Regions from separate parts of the Homo sapiens genome. Here region 1 is linked to region 2. A link is a loop called in an ENCODE intact Hi-C map of the cell type or tissue named here. Cell type or tissue: GM12878. All regions are shown on one strand. Each heading gives the region's core, and the rest is flanking DNA. Links, peaks and the distances in the headings are about the cores only. Region 1 overlaps SLC44A3-AS1 (SLC44A3 antisense RNA 1). Region 2 overlaps SLC44A3-AS1 (SLC44A3 antisense RNA 1).

Region 1 (12,496 bases), core at 1,717-9,716, 53 kb after region 2:
TCTTGGCTCATCGCAACCTCCACCTCCTGGGTTTAAGTGGTTCTGCTGCCTCAGCCTCCTGGGTAGCTGGAATTACAGGCATGTGCCACCATGCCCAGCTAATTTTTGTATTTTTAGTAGAGATGTGGTTTCTCCACATTCGTCAGGCTGGTCTCTAACTCCTGACCTCAGGTGATCCACCTGCCTTGGCCTCCCAAAGTGCTGGGATTACAGGTGTAAGCCATGATGCCTGGCCTTAATTATATGTATACTTTTTTATTTTTGAGATGGAGTCTCGCTCTGTCGCCCAGGCTGGAGTGCAGTGGTGCAATCTCGGCTCACTGCAACCTCTGCCTCCCGGGTTCAAGCAATTCTCCTGCCTCAGCCTCCCGAATAGCTGGGACCACAGGTGTGCGCCACCACACCCAGCCAATTTTTGTGTTTTCAGTAGAGACAGGTTTTACCATGTTGGTCAGGCTGGTCTCGATCTCCTGACCTCAGGTGATCCACCCACCTAGGCCTCCCAAAGTGCTGGGATTACAGGCATAAGCCATCTGCCCAGCTGGTCTAAGAAATTCTTTTGTCACCCTCTAAACATTGCAGTGCTAAGCTCCTACATCCTGTTCTGGAAGGACAATCCTGAGCACACGATGAGCCATATAAACTTCAGACTGACGCTGAGTGAAAGAATGCTGGAAAAGCATCACAGGCCAGGGCAGCAAAGTCTTCAAGGTCATCCGTGCTCTGATGATGTCACGCTTCTTCCCTGTCTGGAAGACATTTCCCCAAGAGCATACCACCAACATCAGGGAAATGGAATCCAACTGGTCGCTGCAAAGTTTGCTGAGCACACAGTGATAAAGATGGCAAGAAGGTCCTGAGAGAAACGCAATATTTTTGTGCAGAATGGGATGTTCTGCCTTTGTCCCATGCTTTGAAATTTACCACATGAAAAATAAAATTAAATACTGATCATCATATACGTTTCTGTTATATTAGGATTAGAGACAAGTTCTGTTTAGAAATAACTCCAAGAACAGTTTTTATATTTTGTTTTCACATTGAAAAATCAGTCAGATTTGCTTTAGCTTCAAGGAACGTGTTTATGTAAAATTAAATGAGCGCTGGCAGTGAGCTAGCTGCAGATTTTTTTTTTCTAAATGGGATATAGGACAGAAAGATGCGTTCGCGGCCATGACCAGGCTCTGGGTACTTTACAAATGCCCAGTGGCTGGGCATGGAAGGAATACATTGCTGGGGGAAGTTAAAACCTAGGGCTTTCTCGCCTGTTGTCTTCCTGTTCCCGTAAGTCCAGCAATGGCTCAAACCAATAGTGTAGCCAAAAAACAAAAGGCCCTGATAAGGAAAGCCAGGGGTTGGGGGACACCTCAGAAAAACAGAGCAGGGGAGGTCAGAAGACCTTGGAGGCAGAAATTCTGTAGGATACTGACAAGAGGCCAAACTGGCAGCCAAGAGAGGTAGCTGAGGCTCTGAGAGACAAGGCAGATGGAGCCCCTGAGCCTGGGGGTCCCTGGCTCTTCTCTATTAAATATTCCTCCAAGAAAGCAACTGATAAAGGGAGGTCAGGAGTGGCCACAGAAAAGACAAAGGCTGGGCCTAAGACTGAAGTTCCTACAGGCAACATGGTGACTTCTGCCAACCCACTGGAATGTCTGGAAGAAATAAAGGCCCTAGTCAGGAATCAGGCATCTGATTGGAGATATGATCTGATATGCAGAAGCCAGAAGATACTGTCCCTGGCAGGGGAGAGTGGTGACCGCCCAATAGACGTCCCACACACTTCTTTTGGCCAACTGGTAAGGGAGAATGCTGTGGTTAACAGGAGGATCTCACCAACCCTGGGAGAGGGTCTGGGAAGCATGAACAGAACAGGTGGAGGTGAGTGGGTCCCACCAAAGATGGGCAGCAAAGGCCCTGGGGCTACCTCAGTGGGATCTGCCATTAAACATCTGTGGGACTCTTTCTGTATATCTTGAAGGTGGAAGCTAAGTCTCTGAACACCCACTGCGGACAGCAGTGAGAACCACCACCTGGGGTGAGCTACCTTCATCTCTAGTGGTGGCATAAAGTCTGAGGAAGATTGGAGACCCAGAAAGAAGGAAAGAGAAATTGGAGAAGAATTCCTCCTTCTGGTCCTAAAACTCTGAACTGGGAGAGAGACAGGCTATGGGAGAAGATTGAGATGGATTAGAGAATTCCTCTTAAGGACCTCTTCCCTAGCCCCAACCCCAAACATGGAAAGAAAGGAAGATCCTGAGTTCCTTCAAGGGAAATTCTAGGCACCTAGCTAGTTCTGAGAAGTAAATAAGCAACTTGAAAAGCAAGAAGGTAACAGTAGCTTAAAACAATAGCCAGGGAAGCTAGAATCACAGAATGTTTCGTTCCCCTACAAAAACTAAAGATAACATCTTACCATGTCTCTGAGTTGCTTCTCAGAAACTGGGACCCCCCACCACATGGATCTTCTTGCATGTAGACCTCAGATAAGGGGGAATTGGGGACTGAACTCAGCACTGTTCTTTGTTCTAAATTTCTTTCTGAGAGGCCTGGAGGAAGTCATAACCAACCAGAGTAACATTCTTTTGCACTGACCCCAAATTTTTAAACAAAACTTCTCTTCTTTAACCAATTACAGAAAATCTTTGAATCTAACTATGACCTGTGAGCCCCCTGCTTCAACATATCCCACCCTTTTCGGCCAAAATCAATATGCGGGTGTTCAGAGACTTAGCTAAATCAGTATTGATTTGTGGTTTTGTCTGTAACTTCTGCTTTCCTGAAATTTATGCCTGCCTTTAAAAATCTTTACCTACAAGCCATATGGGGAAGGCTGGGACTTAAGCATTAGCTGCTCGATCCTCCTTGCCTGGCACCCTGCAAATAAATACCTTCCTTTTTCCTGCTATGAACCTTGGTGTGGGTATCTGGTCTTACTGTGCTGAGCCAATGGACCCCAGTTTGGTTCTATAACAAGATAATGGTTATTTTCACACTTACACAGTAGAGAGCCTCACTGCCTTAGGAGCAGATACTCCTGAGGCAAGGCAGATCCCAAAGATGCTAGGATGAACTAGCTGAGTTTGTCTAGGATATGCCACATACATGGCACCCAGAGAATCCTACCTTGTCCTATAAGATGCATAAAGATGGGCTCAAATACCAATTCAAAGACCTGTGGACAAGAAAAATCACCCCTACAATATCCACAAATTCTAAAAAGACTTGCTTGTTGTCAGCCTTGGCTTTTGAGTTCCTGCTTCCACTGAATTAGTTCAGTTTCTGACTCAGCTCTTCAGTCTGTAGATGTTGTCTTTGTTTTACATCAAAGTGACCCACATGTGGGACTTGGCCTATACACTTGACTTCCACTAAAAAAGCCACTCGTACTCAATGTGAATGCCTGTAAAGCAGACTGTCCTGAAGGGGTTAGGAAGCTGTGGAGATAGTTACATCAGAACAGAGCAAATGACTTTGGAATCTGAAGCAGACCTCCTTGTTCTTAGCAGTTTTTTGGCCTCTCAACCACGTGGCTTGCCATCTTTCTTCTTTCTCCATCACCCTCCCAATAAATCTTTTCTGTTCAAGTTCCATTGAATTCTAATTCAGAAAAGTTTAATTATCTTCTAATGAGCTTGTCTTCAGCTAAGTCATGATTCAGGGTCTCACCTTCTAACCCCAGATGTTTATCAGGGTCTTTTCTTTAACAAAGACAGTCCTCTCTGAGAAGAGGGTTATAATTTTTTTCACTCCATTAAGCCTGAATGAAGGTTGACTACAGAAGAGAAAGGATGCTGCTTTTCTTTGCTGACCTGGGAGAAGATAGACTTTTTTAGCCCCTGTGAAATCTGTGAAGGTGGTTCAAGAAGCAAAGATTGAAGGATGAGGTCTTCACCCTTCCTCTACCTGGAGAAGTTTTCCTTGTGCTGGTGAGAGAAGACATGTGCTTACTTTATCTTCTCCAAAGAGCAGGGAATGACTTTGAACTTGAGGTGGGTGCTTTTTCCAGAGCAGATGTTAATCAAAGCAGCCAACCCTAGTTCTGGAAGTCATCCTTGACAAGGCATTTCTTTTAGTAAAATTCAAACAAAATTTAAACCTTCACTAAGAAAAGGAAACGGAGTGGTTCAGAGTTATTGCTATGACTAGTGTCTTGCTAAGCTACCCTAGAAAAAGGGAAATGGACCACCTGTCCCCTCCATTCTTTGCCCACTCTAGGAAATACACAAAAGAATAGAAAGGACTTAACAGTTGTTTACTGGCCAGTCTCTGTACTGAATACTTTGGATATATGATCAATCTAATCTTCCGAGAGAAGAATCTTCAAAATTTCTCCAAGACATTTGTCCCCATTATATGTGTGAAAGGAAAATAAAAACTCAGGATCTCAATTCACTATGCCAAAGGAAAAAAAATTAAGCTAAAAGCTGAGTCATGCAAGAAGCTGCCTTTCTTTTTGTTTCTGAGCAGATAGCTGCAGATAAGAGGTTAAATATCTCCACAGGCAGTTAGTCTATGTTCACTTTATCTTATGAAAAGTGCCAATTTACTGAGCACAAGATGAATACATAATTGACTATTCCTCTACCTGCTCCTTTTCTCTTGCAATATAGGGATTACCATACCCTTCCTCTTTCCCCTCCAGTCCACTTTTTCCCTTTAAATATTGATGTCCTCAAAATCACCTTTGGAGAAAGGCACAGACCACAGACTATTTCTGTGGCTCTGTCTTTATTTATTCTGGGCATGTCCTTAACCTTGACAAAATAAACTTCTAAATTGATTGAGACCTGTCTCAGATATTTTTTGGCTTACAAATTGGCGGCTGACGGAAGGGACTCTGAGAGGAGGTGCCCCTGACCTTTGACAAATCTCTTACCAGTACTTGGTTCCAGCCTAGGTTATCTTTGTTGCTCAAAGATAAGACAATTTTCTGAGGTCTGGGAGCAACTCCCTCTGGAGAATCCCTGATCACCCCAAATTTGGTTGAGATCTAAGGTTTATTTTGAAGTACAACTCCTTTTCTGGAGTTTTACTCACTTCCAACAAAAAAGGCGAGTTTTCCTGTTTCCATGACAATGGATGGCAGGCAACTCCTTTCTGGAGTTTCAGCTTGTATCCAACAGGGAAGGTGAGTTTGAGTATTTTACTGCTTCTAAAATGGTAGAGAGGAGTATTGAGCCTGGGCGCCACTCCTAGGTAAGTAGCTGAATTGGAGTTTTGTCTTGAAAATCCTGCTTAATGACTAAGAGTTAAGATTGACAACCAGCTGATCTTAATTTCCTTTTAACACTAAAGTGCTCAGTAATCGCATTGGTTTTGTTGTTGTTGTTGTTGTTTTGTTGTTTCCTTATTATTTTAGTCTTTCTCACATTGGATTCGACCAACTCTACCTTATTTGGTCAAATCCAAATGAGAATTTCAAGTTATGGTGAACAATGTTTTTGAATTGGCTAAAACTCCTCACAGCTGCAAAAAAGAAGAAAGAATCATACGCTTGGTTTCGTTAGCAGCAGCAAATCTATATGAGTATGCAGCAACTTGATTCTTGCCTCCTCAGAGGAAAGAATTCGTCTGAGGGGCATAAGGCAGAATGAGAGACCACGGCAAGTTATAAAGCAAGAGTGAAAGTTTATTAAAAAGTATTAGAGCAGGAATGAAAGGAAGTAAAGTACGCTTGGAAGAGGGCCAAGAGGACAACTTGAGAGATCCAAATGTAAACTTGGGTTTTTTTATGTTGGCATGCTTCCGGGCTCTTGTGTCTCTTCTGCCCTGATTCTTCCTTTGGGATGGGACGTCCACATGTGCAGCGGCCTCCCAGAACTTGGGAGGGGCCCCAGCCACAGTGTGTTTGCTGAATTTTTGCGCATGCTCACTTGAGGCGTTGTTCTCTTACCAGTAGAGTGTTCCTAGAGGAAGGTCATATCCCAGCTAAACTGCCATTTTGCCTCTTAGCATGCGCATGCTTGACTCCACTCACCCAGCTCCTGAGATCTTATTGACAGCAGCTGATCACCAGCTTCAGGTGTTTTCTATCTATTGGGAGACCACCTTTCCCTGCTGCTGGCTTTGACCAATTGTTTTGGACAGACAGTTTAATAACTGCCTGACCATCACTTGACAGTCTCCTGGCAGTCCTGGTTGAGGGGTAGGGCACTGCCCTGCCTTGCTTATGTCTGCCTAACTACCTACTCAAACAGGTTCTCTGTTCACTTCCTTTCTTAAAAGATTGTTCTTTTGTTTACTTTTCTTCCATTCTATTCCTCCTTCCCCTTTTGCCATCTTTGGTACCAAGCAAATTCAAAACAAAACATAGAGAAGGCTTCTAATCAGACCCTTTAAAGAACTCAGAATAAAGGTGCCACTCACCCTTTTTCGGGGTGTCCTGCTTTCTTTGTGGAGTTTCAAAAGTCACGGGCAGATTTTTCTCAGGTCTAAAGCTCTGCTTTCTTGTATTGCATTACCTGATGTCTTTGTCTTTGGTGGGGGTACCAGAGATTACCTTGTACTGTGAGAGAATTTGGCCTTGGTGTGTGTAGTGGTGGCAGAGAACCACAATCTTAGGGATGGCTAAGGACAGTTTATAGGAAATGGTCATTACTACAGGGGGCTACTTATTTCTTTGTACATTTAAATTAAGAAAATTGTACAGGCTTTCTTGGCCCTATTCCTTAAAGGGATCTACCATAAAGCTAGTAATCTAATCAAGCTAAATTGAAAATAACACCTATCAAACTGAGTCACTTTAATAAAATTCTTTGCAAAGGAAATTTACATCTTTACAGGAAATCTCCACTTAGTAAGAGCTTCTGGGTCCCTACAATGGCTTGAAGTTCACATAAAAGACATTGCCTTTGTTTAGATCTAAGCGTGTGCCTTTGAGATGTACATTTTCTACACTGTTTCACCTAAGTCATGTCTTTGGGATGCAAATTTACAGTTGCCTCATTAACAATTGTTCAGGACATGGAACAGATAATCATGAGATTAACAGTCTAAAATAGAGAAAAGTTTTGAAAACAGGCAAATGAGAACTTTTAAATCTGTAAGATCTGCCTCTGTCTGGGTGTCTATTATGTCTATATGTTCCTATGTCTCATGTGGAAATAATATTTCACTATCAATTATGTGAAAGAGCTCTAATTAATTGGCTTAAAGAAAAGTCAGTGTTCATCAACTTAATAGAAGCTAGCTCAGAGGCTTTTCAGTTCACATGACTTTAGTAATCTTTGGTAAGATTAATTTGGTAAATTTTGTCTCAAAATCCTCTCCAATAATTTAAAATCTTAAAGGCATGTTAAGTTAAATTAAGTAATCCTAGGTTTTTTACTGGGAATTAGAGTTACTAAAAGTTAGATTAGTAGGATAGTATGATGTGTTTTTGGGGAAGTTTATAAAAACATGAGGATGTGGTTTTTGCTTAAGAAAATGTAAATTTTTTTCTAGTTCAGAGGACCTTTCTACTGATGTTGAGAGAAAAACCATGTTCGCATCCAACTGTTTTTTGGTAAACTGGTTAAGTTTGTATTGGTATCTCATGGCTAGAGTTCTGAAGTAAAAGCTATAGGATCTTTATTTGTATGAGTGTGTGTGGGCTTAGGTGTGTTTATGTATACCTACATGTGTATTGTTATGTTTATGGCCACAAGGTACCAAACTGGCTTAAAAATAAAGGAGAACTCACAAATTCAGTAAATAAGCCCAGTTGCTTTTCAAGTTAATGTGACTTAAGTAGAGTTTTAATAAATAAACTGGCTTTAAAATTATTGGTAAAATAAAATTAGAAATGTGTTCAGAATCGCCAACATACATTATTGTTTAGATTTATTGGTCAAGCAATTTTATATTTTTTTCTCTTAAATACTATAAGGTGTCAAGATTTGGCATGAGGGTTGTAAAGCTATAAATGTAGCCCAAAAGAGAATTATATTTGTGTAACTTTTCGATAAATAAAGCATTTAATATTGTTGGTTTAATGAAAATAGCTAAATCCTGAGTTATTGACCAAAAAAAACCCAAAACATTTATTTAACCTTAATATTCTTACTTAAGTAAACACCTGAAATTCACAGCCTATAAAAATTGTTAACAGGGAAATAACTCTAAATGATGACCATCACAGTTTTCATATGTAATCTAGATCAACTATTTAAACAAATTAAATAGGCAAATGTAATAGAATAAATGCTTGTAAATAAACTTGTCATATAATTTAGAACCTAAAGTTAAATTAAATAATATATATTAATTAAATACCTGGGTCATTTCCAATTTTTTAAATAAAAATTATAGAAAATCATTTTTCTAAAAAACAATGTGTTCTTATTAAAAGGAAACAATTTTTGTCTAACTCAAAAGTTATTTAAAGGTTGTTTATAAAACAAGCTAAAGGGAACCAGTAAATAAGAGAGATGTAAAGAAAGTTATACATATAAAGAGGTATTTGGGGTAAGAAAGATTAAAAGGAAAATCATTTTATATGAGAAAGGATCTTGTATGGTAAATTTTTTGACCTAAAATAAAATAACTGGTTATTTAAGAAAGAGTGATATTTAGGATAAGACAGGACATCTAAGCATGTCATAAATGTTTGTGCAAGTTGGAATAAGGGTTGTGAAAAGAGAATTTATTAAAAAGAACTTTATGTGATCAAATTGGCTATAATTAAAAGGAAATTATAATATTCTTTGGTATTTAACAATACACTAACAAATTAAAGAGTTGGTTGGAACAACAAATTTATCTGAAGGTATTGATTTAATCTTAATAAAATTATAAGAGCTTTTAACTTTTTTAACCCAAAAGTTCAACTTTTATTGCATGTCATTATTTTCAGTTTTCTCTTCCCTTTGAGAAGGCCTGAGACAATAATGTTCTCCTTCAACTTTTTCGTCAGCTCTTGTAATTTTTTTCCTCAGGTTCTAACTTCCATTGTGTCCTGATACTAAAAATGTTTTATCTAAATGGTCTAAAGGAAATATTTTCTTCCAATATAACATTCTGTGCTCTTGGCTTTAAATTCTTCTATGAAATTGAAAACTTTCACTTATGACCCAGGACCTACTCTTCCTATGTCTAACTAATGCAAGTCCTAGGAAAACCAAGATTTAAAAACATTAAGGTTATTATATCCATGTAACTCTCTGTGTTGCTTTTGAAGTCCTGTGCTGTTAAGTTACAGGGCTTTTACTTTTGGATCTAGAGAGGACTCCAGATCCTGTTAAATCTTAAACACTGACAGCAGTTAAAGCCTTATTTGCCAACCCAGGAGAAGACGACTATCAAAATAAACTGTTCATGAGACACAGAGCCAGAAATTAAAACTATTTAACCCTTCTAGGCCCTGGGACTACCACAGAAGAGACAGGCACATGAGATTGTAGGGCTGATTTTGAGAAATAAAATTAGTTTAAAGTTTCTCTATGAATTAAACATTAATATCAACGTTACATGGATGCAAGGCCAGCATCTGGGCCCCTGTGTCAGATTAACAAGATTTTCTTGGAGTATTAACTAACACTTTAATTTAAAAAATTGTAAAATATTATAAAAAAGTTTATAGAAATTATATGTTATAGTCAAGTGATTAAAATTTAATAGATTTGTTTATAAGATTTGTGAGACATTTAATTGGCCTCATGCTGTCTTTGTCAGGGCTTATTGTTTGGGGAAGTAAGTCTCCTCTCTCAAAGAATAAAGGTTTTTGCCTTTTTTTGAAATCTTCGAGTTATCACTTTGGCTAAATGAATGACTGTCTTTATAATGACCTGCGATCCTATTTTGTGATATCAAGTGTTTTAAACTTTAGATATTTGACAAACTTTCCAAAATCATATTCTAAATTCAGTCCTTTTGACCTCATTAATGTTTTGATATTAGGTCTCATGAAGTCCAAAAGAAATGTATTTGGTTTATTTGGTACAATAAAATAATAAAGGAAGCATTGTCAAATACAAAATGGTATTTAATCTTCTTTGGATAATATTTACATAAATGTGCTATTAGTGTTTGTTCCAAAATTATATGAGAATCCTGTGATTCTGATATGTCTTAGTATATGTTATCAGTAGTAGTAATTATGACGATTATGTAAAACTTTGTATGCCACAGAAGTAAACAATTTTTTTGTCAATTGTGTCTTTAACCATGACTGGTCTAAGATCTTTGTCATCTGTGATTTACTTTGATCCTTTTTTTTTTTTTTTTTTTTTCCCGAGACGGAGTTCACTCTTGTTGCCCAGGCTGGAGTGCAATGGCACGATCTCGGCTCACCGCAACCTCCGCCTCCCGGGTTCAAGTGCTTCTCCTGCCTCAGCCTCCCGAGTAGCTGGGATTACAGGCATGCACCACCATGCCTGGCTAATTTTGTATTTTTAGTAGAGACAGGGTTTCTCCATATTGGTCAGGCTGGTCTCGAACTCCCAACCTCAGGTGATCCACCCGCCTCGGCCTCCCGAAGTGCTGGGATTACAGGTGTGAGCCACCACGCCTGGCCTACTTTGATCCTTTTATAGGGCCGTTTATAATCAGCTATAGAACTCTGAGGAGTACTCTTAAATATAGGTTTCTGGTAAATTGAGAGATTGTGCCATTGGAATAGAGAAAAACTTCCAGGACTCTCAGGGAGGTCTGATGTATTCATGAGGATTGTTGATCCAATATCGAGCAGAACAGGAGTTAATTGAATGGACTGAACTAACTGAAGATTGAAATAATCTTTTATGACTTTTTGTTTAAAACATTTGCTGATTCTTTTTGTTTTGTTCTTCAAAGTCAAGAAAACTTTCTCTTCTTTTAAGCTATTTGCAGCTTTTAACAACTGAGTAAAGTATGCTCTTATGAGCAAAATTAAAAACATATCCTTTCCCTCAACCTAATTTCTCCAAAATTTGGAAACTATTTTTTGAGTATTCTTAATTTATGACAAAATAATTATTTGCATAAGTTCAATAAGGATCTGTTTTCTTTTATAAGAGGGCATAATTGGAGACACTGGTTGTTTTACCAAGGCCTTGACTGAAATGGCATTTTCAGATTGCCTTGAGAAAGGGAGGCTGACCTACAGAGCTGATAAAAGCCCCTTGAAAAACTGGCTTTATACATTGTTCTTTACAGGGTCCTGACCTGTGTTAAGTGAAGAATGTCACTTTCTGGCAGGCCTAGGAACCCCAAGTTTTCTTGGCACCTTAAAAAGAGAGAAATTCACCCAATTCACACAGGTATCTGCAGGCTGGGCTCAAGGCTTTTAAGAAGGTCTAATCTTAGACTCCTTATGAAAAAGGTTACAGCAAAGCCAATTTAAAAAAAAGAGAGACAGCCTATATGACAAGTGATTATTCTTGCTGCAATTTATGCAAATAATTAAGGCAAGTATAATAGAACTAAAACTTATTTTACAAATAAATTGGTCCTACTACGATTTTGTCTTTAATAAAATTGGGGAATTGGAGAGAGAAAAGTTATGTTTCCAAATAAACTGTGTACACCTGTTATTAGATTCTAACCTTGCCTAAGGCTTTTTAATTTTTATTGTTTTCTACAATTTGGACTGAATTCTAAAATTTTTTCTGGCTACAAGTCTCCAAAATAATGTTTTCAATTTGTTTCCTTCTTTTCCTTTTTTCCCCATTTTTCCTGATTTGAAAATCACGAAAAACTAAACTGTGCTTTTTTAAATGCCATACAAACTGAAGCTAGACAACTTAAACTTTGGAAGAAAATAATAGCATCCTGTTTATATAGATAAAACACTTTCATACCTGCCTACTGATGTATGGACTTCAGAGTAATATGGCCTATATCAGGTTTCCAGGATTGTTCTCCTTTTTTGTTTGTTTGTTGTTTTCTTTCTCTCTTCCCTCTCCTATGTTTTTTTTTTCCTTTGTGGGATGTAAGGCTTCACAACTTACTAAAGGTGAGCTTGCCTAACAACTTGGGACCTATCCGTCTAGGAATAAACTGTCCTTGCCATCAGACATCAGATAAAACCCAATACCAGAGACTCACTTTCTTCTAAAATGCTTTCTCTGAAAGCTTTTAAAAAGAAAAGGGTGGAGAAATGTGAAAGGAAAATAAAAATTCGAGACCTCAATTCAGTATGCCAAAGGAAAAAAATTAAGCTGAAAGCTGAGTTATGCAAGAAGCTGACTTTCCTTTTGTTCCTAAGCAGATATCTACAGATAAGAGGTTAAATATCTCCACAGAGTTATTCTATGTTAGCCTTGTCTTATGCAAAGTGCCAATTTACTGAGCACAAAACAAATACATAATTGACTATTCCCCTATCTGTTCCTTTTCTCTTGAATTACCATACCCTCCCTTGGATTACCATACCCTCCCTCTTTCCCCTCCAGCCCACTTTTCCCCTTTAAATATTGAAGCCCTCAAAATCATCTTTGGAGAAAGGCACAGGCCTTTCTCCTCTTTCTGTGACTCTGTCTTTATTTCTTCTGCAAATGTCCTTAACCTTGACAAAATAAATTGATTGAGATCTGTCTCA
Region 2 (12,496 bases), core at 1,668-9,667:
ATTAATGCTTTTTAATATTCCTTATGTTAATAAAATTTATAGATGTCATTGGTTTGGACTGAGCAGGAGCACTAGGCCCAGCAGACCAAACCAAAGTGGAGTTATGCGTGCTGAAGTTCCACCCTATCAAGCCAAAAGTAAATTGTTTATCTGACCTTCTGAGAAATCAAGAGAGAGACAGATAATAGCCTAATCCCCAAAAGAGTCAGTTTTAGCCAGCATGATGAGGAAAGTGCCCTCTGCTTTTACCTTTACAAGGAAAGCAGCTTTGAAACAACCACTCTGATTTTTCATTCTGTTTCTGCTTTCTTCAGCCCTTTTCTGTCTATAAAATCTGCTCAGCCCATTGGAACACTTATTCTGTTTTATAAAATAAGATGTTGCCTCATTCTAGAATCACAAATAAAATCCAACTAAGATCATTAAACTAAATTTGTTGTTATTTTGTCTTTTGACAATTACATGTTAAGATAATATTTTGGATATATTGGGTTAATCATGTATGTTATTACAATTACCTTATTTTGTTTTACTTTTTTAATGTGACTACTAGAAAATTTTAAATTATGTATGTGGCTTGCATTGTATTTCTTTTGAACATCTCTGGGCCAGAGAATTTGGACTTCTTTAGCAGGCAGCAGAGAGTCTCAGAAGAGTTTTAAATGGATGTGGTCTGCTTCCAGTAAAGATCATCCTGGTTCCTTGTGGAGTTTGCTGAACCAGGCCAGAGGAGGGAAACTGTTGAGAGTCCAGGCCAGAGGGATGTGGGACTGAATTAAAGGCAGTGGAGTTGGGGATGAAGAAGGAGAAAGCAGAATGGAAGGTGGACAGAGACGGATCGAGGATGGTGCCCAGGTTTCTGGCTTGGGCCACTGTCTAGCTGGGAGTGGTAATAACAGGGATTAAAGTACAGGAGGGATGAATATTTCTAGGGGAAAGGTAATGAGTTCAGTTTCTGATATGATGAGTCTGAGGTGTGAGGGGAACATGCAGGTGTCCAACAGGCAGCCGAGCCCAGGAGGCTAGAAGCCTATGGGTTCCATCTTGAAAACGTATTTCAAATAAACCACTTCCTACCATTTCTATGGCTACTACCCAAGCTCCAGCCACCATAATCTCTTATCTGAAGAATTGCCATAGCAGTTGTTCAGATTGCTGGTCTCCATGCTGATGCATTTGCCATGTCTCTCAGTGTGGCAGCCTGAGGAATCTTGTCAAAAGCCACATCAGCACGTCATGCCTCCCCTTGTAATCTTCCGATGAATCACATCACACTCAGGGTTCATGCCACTCTGTACAGAGACCTAAGGCCCTATGCAACCTGGCTCCTCCTACTCTTTGAGTTCCCATTACTGAGGGAGACTCAGTGCCTCTGCTCCAAAGGCATTGGTCTCCTCACAATTCCTAGAACTTGTCAGGAACTCTCCTACCGCAGAGCCTTGGCACCTGGTACCCTAGCTCCAAAGCCCTTTGCTTAGATTAAGTTGACTCCCTCACCCCCTTCAGGGCTTTACCCAACGATCCCCTCTTTGTGAAGCCTCCCTGTTCATTCATCTAAAATGACACCCCTTACTCTTTCCTTCCCTTCTTTATCTTTTTATTAGCTCTCACCACTATTCATCATACATGTTACTTATCATGTTTAATGTTTGTCTCTCTCACTAGAATGTTAGCTCTATACATCAAAGATTTTGTCTGTTTTATTTTCCGTTGCAACTCCTGTGTCTAATAGTAGGTACTGGATTAATATTTGTTAAATGAACAGATGAATGACAGCATATCAGTGGGTAAGCACATAGATCCTAGAAACAGACCTGCTATTGACATACATCCCAGCTCTGCCACTCATCATTGTGACTGTGGGCCGATTATTTAACATCTCCGAGTCTTCATTTTCTCATCTATGAGATGGAGAGATTAATAGTAACTTCCACAAAAGATTATTGTGAAGACTCATTTATTCAGTACATGTGGAACCCCTAACAAGTGCCATGAGGTGTGCTTAACCGGGATTAAATAAGATATTGTAGACTTTGATGCTGGGTCTGCTACATTGTAAGCCCTCAGTAAATGCTTACATTCACTCAGTAAATGCTTACGAAGTTCACGTGTTGAAAACGTAATTCCCAGTGCAACAGTGTTGGGAGGTGGGGCCTTTGAGAGGTGATTAATGAATGAATTAATGTTGTTAATGGATAGATTAATGGGTCCTCATAAATGATTAATCACATCATCAATAACAAATCTCATGCATTTGTTATTGCAAGAGAGGAAGTGTTATAAAAGTGAGTCCGGTCTTGTGTGCTCTTGCCCTTTCCTCTTTCATCATGGGAGGATGCAGCAAAAAGGCCCTCACCAGACAAGGGCCCCTCGACCTTAGACTTCCGAGCCTCCAGAACTATAAGAAATAAACTTTTTAATTTATAAATTTAGCCAGGTATGGTGGTGCATGCTTGTAGTCCCAACTACTCGGGAGGCTGAGGCAGGAGGATCCCTTGAACCCAGGAGGTGGAGGCTGCAGTGAGATGAGATCATGCCACTGCACTCCAGCCTGGATGAGAGTGAGACTCTGTCTCAAAAAAAGTAAAATAAAATAAAATAAAATGAATAAATTACCCAGTCTGTGGTATTCTGTTACAGCAACACGAAACAAACTAAGACACTGAGTATTAGCACGAGGAGGAGGAAGAGGAAGGGTATCTGGCAGTCAGGAGAGGGGGCTGGTGTGAGCTGCCAATTTGGAATGAGCAGCACTGAAAGAAGGGTAGCTGGCCCAGGGAGAGCAAGCAGAATGGGCAGCGAGAAGTGTGGACTGTGCCGACTCTGCAGGGATGAGGCCATGACGGGGAGCTGGGAAGCAAGCTGGACTTTCAAGCCTGGTTAGGGAGTGGAAGGGGAATTCTGGTGTCATCATCAGCATATGAATCAGGCCTCCAGTGCCGGAGTCCAGAAGTAGAGCAAAGACCTCCCCAAAGCCACAAGTCATTGCTCCTGCAACACTGTGGGGCCCCCTGTAAGGTGCAAGATGCGGTGAGAAGAACATAATGTCACAGGGTCCTGCCTGCCTCAGACTGGATTAGGGTTGGACTCCGGAGTCCCAGGCCTCACTACTTGTGAACCCCTTTGTGAAGAAGCTAGAGCCTCATTCTGGGCAGCAGTGGACAAAGGCTCCTCACCACCTTTTAGTGAGGAGTGAGCTAGGGCTCTGTGGAGGCAGAGATCCAAGGACTGCTGCACCTGTGCGGGTCTCAGATGGCGCAGAGATGGAGGTCAGCATTCTGGGAGGTCCCAGGTCAGGCAGGATGCAAGCACGGAAGACGCGAGGCCCTGCCCTTTTCCTCTGGCTCCAGCATGACTACGGCCTTGCTGCCCTGGGCTGTGCCTTGCCCAGGTCTTCCTGGAAGATTTTTCTGGAAGACTTCCCAGGGGCCTCAGCCATAGGACAGAAAGTTTAGAAGAAGCTCCCCACCCCACCCTGGCTCCAGGCCCCAGGATAAGGAAGGCCTGGACACTTATTTCAATGGCACTGGCCCCTCAGGCACTTCAGCTGCTCTAGTGTCCAGAAGCTGTTTCTTCTCAAAAACTTTGCTGGTGCCAGTGTCCTGAACATGAAGCAGGGGCCTCCAGTGTTTTATGGAATGAACAGGTCGAGGTAGACCTGAGAAGTCAAACCTGTAGTGTAGCCACTTGCCTTCCAGAGTTTAGTGCTCAGTACCCCCACAACCCCATCAACAATATACCGACAGTCCCCAACTTAGGATGGTTTGACATACGATTTTCCTTTTTCAACTTTGCAATGGTGCTAAAGCCATGTGCATTGGCTCCTCAACTTATGATGAGCTATGTCTGGATGAACCCAACATAAGTCAAAGAGCGTCTGTATATTACATAAGAGACACATGTGGTTCAACAAATAATCATAAAGTGAATTCCTATGTAAACACCACGTAGGTCAAGATGGGGACCACTTCCAGCATCCCAGAATCTCTCCCACATATTTTGCTGATTTCAATCCTTTGCCTCCCCTAAAGCTACCTACTATTCTGACTTTTGGGACAATTATTTCCATGCTGCTTTTTACAAAGCAACATGGTACAGTGGTGAAGGACACAGAATCTGTAGCCAGAAGACATTGATTCACATCTTGGTTCCTCTACTCACCAGCTATATATCCTTGAGCAAACTACTTCATCCCTCTGTGCTGTTTCTTCATCTGTGATATAAGGATAATGAGAAGATACAAGCTGATAAGGTTGTTTAAAAGATTAAATATGGAAAATGTATATGAAGTGCTATGAACAGTGCCATAGATACAATTGCTGCTCTTTATAGTAAGCCACCTACATATACATCTCACAATAAATATGGTCTAGTTTGCTAGTTTTTGGACTCTATTAAAGGAATCATACTATAAAACAATCAAATAAGCAAACAGACAGACAACAGCTGTGTGTTGAAAGCAGCCATGACTATGGAAGGGAAAGAAGGATGCACCAGTTGCTGAAGTCCTGGAAAGAGAAGGCTGTCATGGTGGGCAGGGCAATGAGGCAAGGATGCAGAGGTGGCACAAACAGAAGATGGACATCTCAGCAGAAGAGTGCAACTGACAGAACCCGGCCTGAGTCAAGGAGTGGAAGGGCCTCTGGGGAGTACAGCCCCCTGTCCCCTCCTTTCCCACCAACCTGCAACCAGGCAGGCTGTGGGTGGGAGGAGGCAAAAGGCTAGGAGGCCGGCTTGAGGTAACAGGAGGGAAGGCTTCCCGGGTCAGTAGAATCTCCACATTAGATGAGGTAGGAAGCCTCTCGGTTAAGAGAATGGCAAACTGGAGCCCCTTCCTTTGTCTCTGCCTACAGAAAGCAACAGATAGAAGATGTTTCTCACAGCTCACGATGTCCCTCTTGTCTGAAATGATTGATTTTAATCATACAAATAATTGATGGAAAATACAGAAGGTGAAAAGGAAGAACAAAATCTGTTCATAGTCCTATTCTACCACATCCACTGTGTCATTTGGGGTGTGTTTCCTCCCAGCCTTTTGTATTCATGAATAGAACTCTAAATTCAATTCTCTTTTGATTTTTAATTGAATTCAGATTAAATTGAGCCAGGTGGAAAAGGGTATCAAGATTTTGCTCCTGAAATAATAACTCTACAGCTGTATTAAAACTATAGGATAGACAATTTTAAAAACAATAGCAACTAATATTTATAGAATGCTTATTATACGCTAGACACTCTGTTCTAAATCTTTCACAGGAATTGTTTTTTTAAATTGATGCAGTAATTAATCAGGGGTTAACCGTAAGTTACTATTATCCCCATTTTGCAGAATGAAGGGCAAACCATGAAACTAAGCACAGAAAAATTGCATAACTCCCAAGATCGCATAGCTTTGGGAGGAAAGATGGGAGCTAGAATACACCTCCAGTGAGTATGATTTTACAGTGTATAATAAGCATCTACAACAGGCTGAGATGAGACTGCATTTTAGTTAAAGTGACAGTTTGTGAAAAGGAAAAGCTTTTTCCTGTAACCCTCCCTCCGCTTCCTCCCCCGTGCTGTGGGGACCACTTCTCCCTTCTGCCCTCTGGTTGCATTACTTCATCTGAGCAGGGTATTTCCAGCTCTGACTGCTAGACCTGACTGTTGCAGGCAATCGTGCTGACAATAATGTTAGAGTACAGCCTAGACAGTGTTCGGAGCCGTGTGGACCTCTTGCTTGGAAAGGAACAGTCCTGCGCTTAGGAAACTCAAAGTGCCCGACTCCCAGCTGCATTCTCTATATGAGTAGAGTTGAGTTGAAAATGTCAAGTTATTTAATAAATTCATACTAAATACTTGGAGGTGGCAAACACTTCAATGAAATTATGTGTTTTTCTTTTGGAGTTATGTATTTCCCTTTTGCTGATGTTCATTGAACACTTATTCTACTCTAGGCCTTGTGCCACGAGCTTTCTATGGGTCTGCCCATTTGGTCTTCATAATGCCCTCAGCTGAGGTTCACTTTTATTTTGAGACAGGGTCTCATTCTGCCGCTAGGGTGCAGTGGTGTGATCACGGCCCTCTACAGCCTTGACCTCCCTGGGCTCCAATAGTCCTCCTGCCTCAGCCTCCTGAGTAGCTGGGACTACAGGTGCATGCCACCACGCCCAGCTAATTTTTGTATTTTTTTGGAGAGATGGGGTTTTGCTGTGTTGCCCACGCTGGTCTTGAACTCCTGGGCTCAAGCGATCTGCCTGCCTTGGCTTCCCAAGGTGCTGGGATTACAGGCATGGGCCACCCACTGCACCCAGCCTGAAGTTCACGTATGATTTCTGCTTTATAACAGGGGAAGTGGAGGAGGTGTGGTAAGGAGCCCACGCTCACATGGCCAGTAAGTGAAGGAGGCCTGGCAAAGGCCACACTCTTGGTCTGTCACCCTGCTGCTTCTCCTCACTTCCTTGTGTAACAGCTCTGTCATCAATGGGCTGTGTGACTGCACACGCTGCTGCACCCCTGTGGCTTTCAGTTTCCCTATCTGTAAGGGGTTGCACTAGATGCTCCCCAAGGCCGAGGTATGTGGGCCTGAGTGCTCTGCATTCCCTGATCAACTTCACTTCATCAAGGGTCTCCCATGGATGTAGCCCAGTTGTGGGCACTTGGGAGATCCAGGAGAAGTAACATCATGGCCTCTGGCTCCTCAAGGAATTTAGAATCCACTTGAGGACATGACTGGTGGCACAAGATAGTGAATTATTAATTTCCCAATGTGTGATTCAGACTAGAGTGTAAGGGTTCTGGAAAGGCAATTGAATGAGTCTTGCCTAGTGGAAAAATTGATCATCCTAAAGGGAGAGCAAATCCTCCTTAACATTTGCTAAAAATTGCTCCTCTGTTAGGCAAGAGTCAGATGCACTTGGGCACATCATCACCATCTGACTCCCAGTCCACCCCAACACCCAGCCCGGGAGCCCTGGGAAGCTGGCGGATGTGCCACATTTCAATGAGACCATGAACCCTTAGAGGGCATGATGGTTTTTTCCTCCACATTATACACTTCCTTATGTTGAAACGTTTTTTCCACAGGGCTGCAGGGAAAGAAGAAGATGTATATTGGTGAAGCACAGCTCAGGGAAACAGAATTAGTTGGGATTGTGGAAAAGTCACTTTGTGAATCAGGGGATAGAGACGCCTCATATGCTGAAGCTGAATTCCTTCAATCCTAAAGAACTGGTTGGGAGCAGAGCACAGTTTGGATGGGTTTGCAGCTATGATACCAGGGAAAAGAACTGCTGGACTCCATACTCTAGCCAGTTTAAACCAGCATTGAAATCTCGAGTGTATTTTAAATTTTCAGCTTGGGTTTGCTAGATGAACTAAAGAGTGAGTCTTAGGTTGTTTTTGCCTTACTCTTGTGGCATCTCAGAGCCTGTAGAGAGTTGGCGTTTGTCCCAGTAGTCTTGGTCTTCCATCCTCTGTCTTGCCCTGTTGGTGTTCCCTAGGGTTCTGTGCCAGCCCTGTTGCTCATCCTAACCCTGCAAGGGGCAATAGCATCCATTTCCAAGGTTTCAATGTTCAGGAACAGGCTGCTGACTCTCCCTCCAAAGGTCCAGTTGAGAACTGACTTATAAGTTCTGAATCCATGTATGTGGCTGCCCTCTGGGCATCTTCACTAGTAGCCCCACAGGTACCTACTTCTCCACTAAACTCCCCAAACCTGCTTCTCCTTCTACACCTCCTAACTCAGGGAATGGCACCATCACTCATGCTCACCATCCCCGGTGTCCAAACAGTCAGCAGTTCCCACCCTATGTCTTTCCAATCTGTGTGGTACCTTGGTTCTGGCCCAAGCATCTTTGTCCTCCAGCAGCCCTCACATAGGTCTGCCTTCCAGAGTTGCTTTCCTACAACCCCTCCACAAAGCAGCTAGAGGGCTTCTATGACACAAATAGGAAGTGCAGCCCCCATCGCCAACACCACTTAAAACTCATCGAAGACTGCCAATTGCTTTGGGGATTTAGCCTACACTCCTCATTTTCAGGTTGCACCTGCTTATCACTCTACTGGGCTCCATGCGTGGGTTTCATGGGACTCCCCCTCTAGAGATGTGTATTATCTGACAAGATCAGGGGATGGGAGAGGTGAAGGTGTTTGATGGGAATTACCATCCCTCCCACCATCCCGCTCTACCGTATTCTCAAATTCAGAACATCCCAACAGAATTCAGCATGCTGTTTCTCATTCTAGTGCATCAGAACAACCTCTCACAAATCAGCAAGAAGACAAACCACCTAAGATACCCACAGACGATCACCAGGGAAAAATACAGAGCCTTTCCCACCCTTCCTGGCCAGAGCTGACTGTTCCCCTGTTAGTCCCGCACTGAACCTTGCCTGAAACTCCCTTATAATAGTTTGCACTATATGGCATTTATTTATTAGTTTATCTCTTTCTTTAAACAATCATCAATTTGGTTCATCTGTCTATCTTCTATGTGTGTTCTATGCAGCACATATCTGCTATGCATGCTATGCACAGGGTGGGCTGAGGAGGTTCTCTGTATATGAATGTGAAATTATTACATCACAATATTATACCTTTTCTCCCATTAGGAGCATTTATTTCATTAAAATGGCTTGTTCTGAAAATATTCCCTGATATTACCAAGGATTAATGTCCTTAATAAGCAATCTGTTCTTATTAACCAATAAGAAAAAGACAAATTCCCTATGAAAAAATTGACCAAAGACATTGGATTCTTCCTTGTCTCCCATGTAAACAATAAAAGCTGCAGGTTGTGGCGAAACAGGTACTCTGATGTACCATTGGTGAGAGTGTAAATTTGTAGACCCTTTTGAGGGCCATTAAGCAATAATAATTCCAAATTTAGAATTTGGTTGATCTCTGACCCAGCAATTCCTGGAACTTGCAGAGATTTGTCCTACAGGAATAATCAGATAAAGACACCACGTTTATGTAAAAGAATATTAATTGCAGGCCAGGCACGGTGGCTCATGCCAGCACTTTGGGAGGCCAAGGCGGGCGGATCACCTGAGGGCGGGAGTTCGAGACCAGCCTGACCAACATGGAGAAATGCTGTCTCTACGAAAAATAACAAAATTAGCCGGGCATGGTGGTGGATGCCTGTAATCCCAGCTACTTGGGAGGCAGAGGTGGTTGCAGTGAGCCGAGATCACGCCATTGCACCCCAGCCTGGACAACAAGAGTGAAAGTCTGTCTCAAAATATATATATATATTAATTGCAACACTGTCAAAATAGTTAAAATGCAAATAATTTGAACTTTCATCAGTATTGGTTTGGTTAAAAAAAATCATGGTGCAGCCATATGATGGAATATTATGCAATTGTTAAAAGAAAAAAAAGCAAATCCCAAGAGATTTATGTTTTTACAAGGAAAGATGTCCGCAATATATTAAGTGAAAGAGGCAGATTGTAAAGCATTTTATCCATCTGCTCATCCATCCTTCCTTTCATTCTTTTATTCTACAAAAGAGGTGAAAAAATGTATATATATATATCAGACCACTAACAGTTTTATCACCATATTGTCACTGGATCAAGTTAGACTTATTAGGGACTTCCACATTCTACTTCATATTTTGGAGATTTTACAAGCAGATATTATATTTATAGTAATAGCAAAAACAATAAATACTGCCAATCTGGGAGACAGTTTTTCTTCTTGCTTATTAAAGGGCAATTTGAGAGACTTTCCTCTGCTAGCATGTGAGAAACTGGCTGCCACACAGGTAATTTCTGAGGGACCTTGGCTTGGTGGTTTAGCTCCTGATGGCAGGTCTCACATCGCATGGATTAGTGCTGCATTTTTAATGCAGTTTTCTACTTACTCTTTAGAAACCACAAGACAACATTTCACAATCTATTTCCACCCAGCAGACAGGAAAAAACTACGCTCAGTTTTCAACTATCAGTGGAAAAGAATTGTTTGTATAAAAGGAATCTACAAATAATAGACACTTTATCCATTCCTTTTTATCTCTTCCACCTACATTTCTCTCAACCATTCTTTTTCACTTGTTACCAAGACCAAAATAAACTGATTTACAATTTCTCTTTTGCTCATCCTCAATGTGCCCTAGGCCTGACTTGTTCTTAGAGAACCCTCTCTGGCTCCTGTTGGTTAATGGTTTCTTTTTAACCAAATCACAACAGGTTAATTAATACGAGTTTACAGTTTTTCTTGGTATTGATGGCGTGCTCATTTGACTATGGCTAATGGAATTTCATCTTTTTCCTTTCTTAGGAAACTGAAAGTACAGTGTACTTTGTCCACCATATTGGTGACTTTATGTTGACTGAACCTGTTAAGATGGAAGGGGCGACAACTCTGGATACCTGTTAGGATTCATGTTTTTTAGAGTGTGGGAGATAAACCCTTTAGGGCTAAAAGTCTGCATCACCTCATCAAGCAAGCCACCTACACCGCCAGAAGTACTTGCTGGGAGTGGAGGGATTCTAGAAAGAGTGGCAGAGCAGGGAGATGATGAATATCAGCCACAGCCAAGGGACCACTGCAAAGGTTTATGTTAACCACTCACACAAATTTATGTAAAAGAATATTAATTGCAACATTGTTAATAATAGCTCAAATGCAAGTAAGTCAAACTTTCATCAGTAGTGGCTTGGTTAAATGAATAATAATAAATCAGTGGCTTAGTTGAATAAATCATGGTATGCAGCCATACCATAGAATATTATGCAATTGTTAAAAGAAAAAAGCAAATCCCTAGAGATCTAAGTTTGATCCCTAGAGATCAAATAAGTTTGACTTATTTGCATTTTAGCTATTATTAATGTTGCAATTAATATTCTTTATATTCTTTTTTTTTTGAAATGGAGTCTCACTCTGCCACCCAGGCTGAAGTGCAGTGGTGTGATCTTGGCTCACTGCAACCTCCACCTCCCAGATTCAAGCGATTCTCCCACCTCAGCCTCCTGAGTAGCTGGGATTACAGGGGCGTGCCACCACGCCCAGCTAATTTTTGTATTTTTAGTAGCGACAGAGTTTCACTACGTTGGCTAGGCTGGTCTCGAACTCCTGACCTAAGGTGATCGGCCTTCCTCGGCCTCCCAAAGTGCTGGAATTACAGGCATGAGCCACTGTGTCTGGCACAATTAATATTCTTTTGTAGAAACTTGTGTGAATGGTTTACATAAACTTGTGTGAGAAGAGATGTATCTTGTCTCACTAACTCTTATCTTGTTAAGTTTTCCCCCAGAAACTGTGAGTGTCCACCCTCTTGAAGGCGCAGTGGCGGAATGAAGTTCACAGAATGGAAGATGTGAGCTGGTCTGAGTGATGCAAGGGGTGGTCTTGGGTGGGCTCAGTTCCTGCTCCCTCAGAGGCCTTTGGATCTATTTTTGCTGTTTCTGTGAACTCCGCCAGTGCTTTTTGGTGCTTTTGCTTCAAACAGCCCCATACCCGTGACTCTCTTTGGAAGACTGCCATCTGGTTACTACACTGCTTTGCCCACAGGTGCAGAGCCCAGACATGCCAGGAAGTTTCCATCTTTTTAGGGCATCCCTTAGCCAGAGACCAACAGTTTAACGCCACAAAGCCCAGCTCCCTTGTCTCCATGGGGACAAACTCAGAAATCTCACACACTCCCTTGTGAGACCTTGCCTGCAGTTGCACCCTTGCTTGGCTTCTTCTCAGTCCCCTGCCGACTTGCCCCATTCCCGTACCAGACCCGTTTCTTTGGGAGCTTGTCTTTACTAAGTCACTTGCACAGGACCCTTCCTCTCAGGATCCACTTCTGGGCAATCCTCACAAATAACAGACAAATGATAATAGGTAGCATTCACTGAGTTTGACCATGTTTCAGGCACTGTGATAAGAGCTTTTTACATGCCCTGGTCCACTTAGTCCTCCAGAATTCCATCAGGCAAAGCAGGTGCAATTATAGCCTCTTGGCATAGTTTAAACTTGGGACTGCAGACCCTGGTGCCTGACTGCCTGGGGTCAAATTTCAGTTCTCCTAGTTACTAGCTGTGTGGCCTTGGGCAAGTCACCTATTTTCCTCACCTGTAAAATGGAGATAATAATAGAATCTACTTCACTGGTTTGCTCTGATGAGCTAAAGTGAGCAAGGCATTGAAATGCTCTGTAGGTATTTCCTAAATGAACAAATACTTCACACAGTAGGCCATGGAGATTTACAAAGATGAAGGCCAGGCATGGTGTAATCTCAGCACTTTGGAAAGCCAATGTGAGAGGATCGCTTGAGCCCAGGAGTTCAAGATCAGCCTGGGCAACATAGAAAGACCCCGTCTCTACAAAAAATAAAAACGAATTAGCTGGGCATGGTGGGGTGTGCCTATGGTCCCAGCTACTCAGGTCGAGGCTGCAGTGAGCTATGATCATTTCAGCCTGGGCAACAGAGCAAGACTCTGTCTCAAAAAAAAAAAGAACTAACTTGCTCTAGTTCACCCAGCTAAAGTTGGCAAATTTGGGGCTCAAATCCAGGTCTGTG

Evidence for each region. A loop is a pair of places that touch in the nucleus more often than their neighbours do. Peaks named below come from ENCODE experiments on the same cell type or tissue, not always from the same donor. Only the 100,000 strongest peaks of a DNase experiment are listed, where the experiment ranks them.
Region 1: it touches region 2 in a loop (5-fold over the local background); 3 of 110 quality-filtered maps call a loop at or near these places.

Annotation. Positions count from the first base shown.
Region 1 is chr1:94,661,358-94,673,853 of GRCh38, reverse strand. All of the region lies in intron 3 of SLC44A3-AS1 (SLC44A3 antisense RNA 1), which reads left to right. It also overlaps the pseudogene PGBD4P7. Among named protein-coding and RNA genes, the nearest start is that of MIR378G, 78 kb to the left of the region's middle. RefSeq lists enhancers at 4,918-5,675, 11,746-12,496. In GM12878, for the core only: no CTCF peak of the experiment used is centred there; no DNase peak of the experiment used is centred there.
Region 2 is chr1:94,714,537-94,727,032 of GRCh38, reverse strand. The region is part of intron 2 of SLC44A3-AS1 (SLC44A3 antisense RNA 1); the gene reads left to right. Among named protein-coding and RNA genes, the nearest start is that of MIR378G, 25 kb to the left of the region's middle. RefSeq lists enhancers at 3,279-3,780, 6,331-6,620. In GM12878, for the core only: no CTCF peak of the experiment used is centred there; DNase peaks (open chromatin) are centred at 5,632 and 6,452; H3K4me3 peaks cover 392 bases.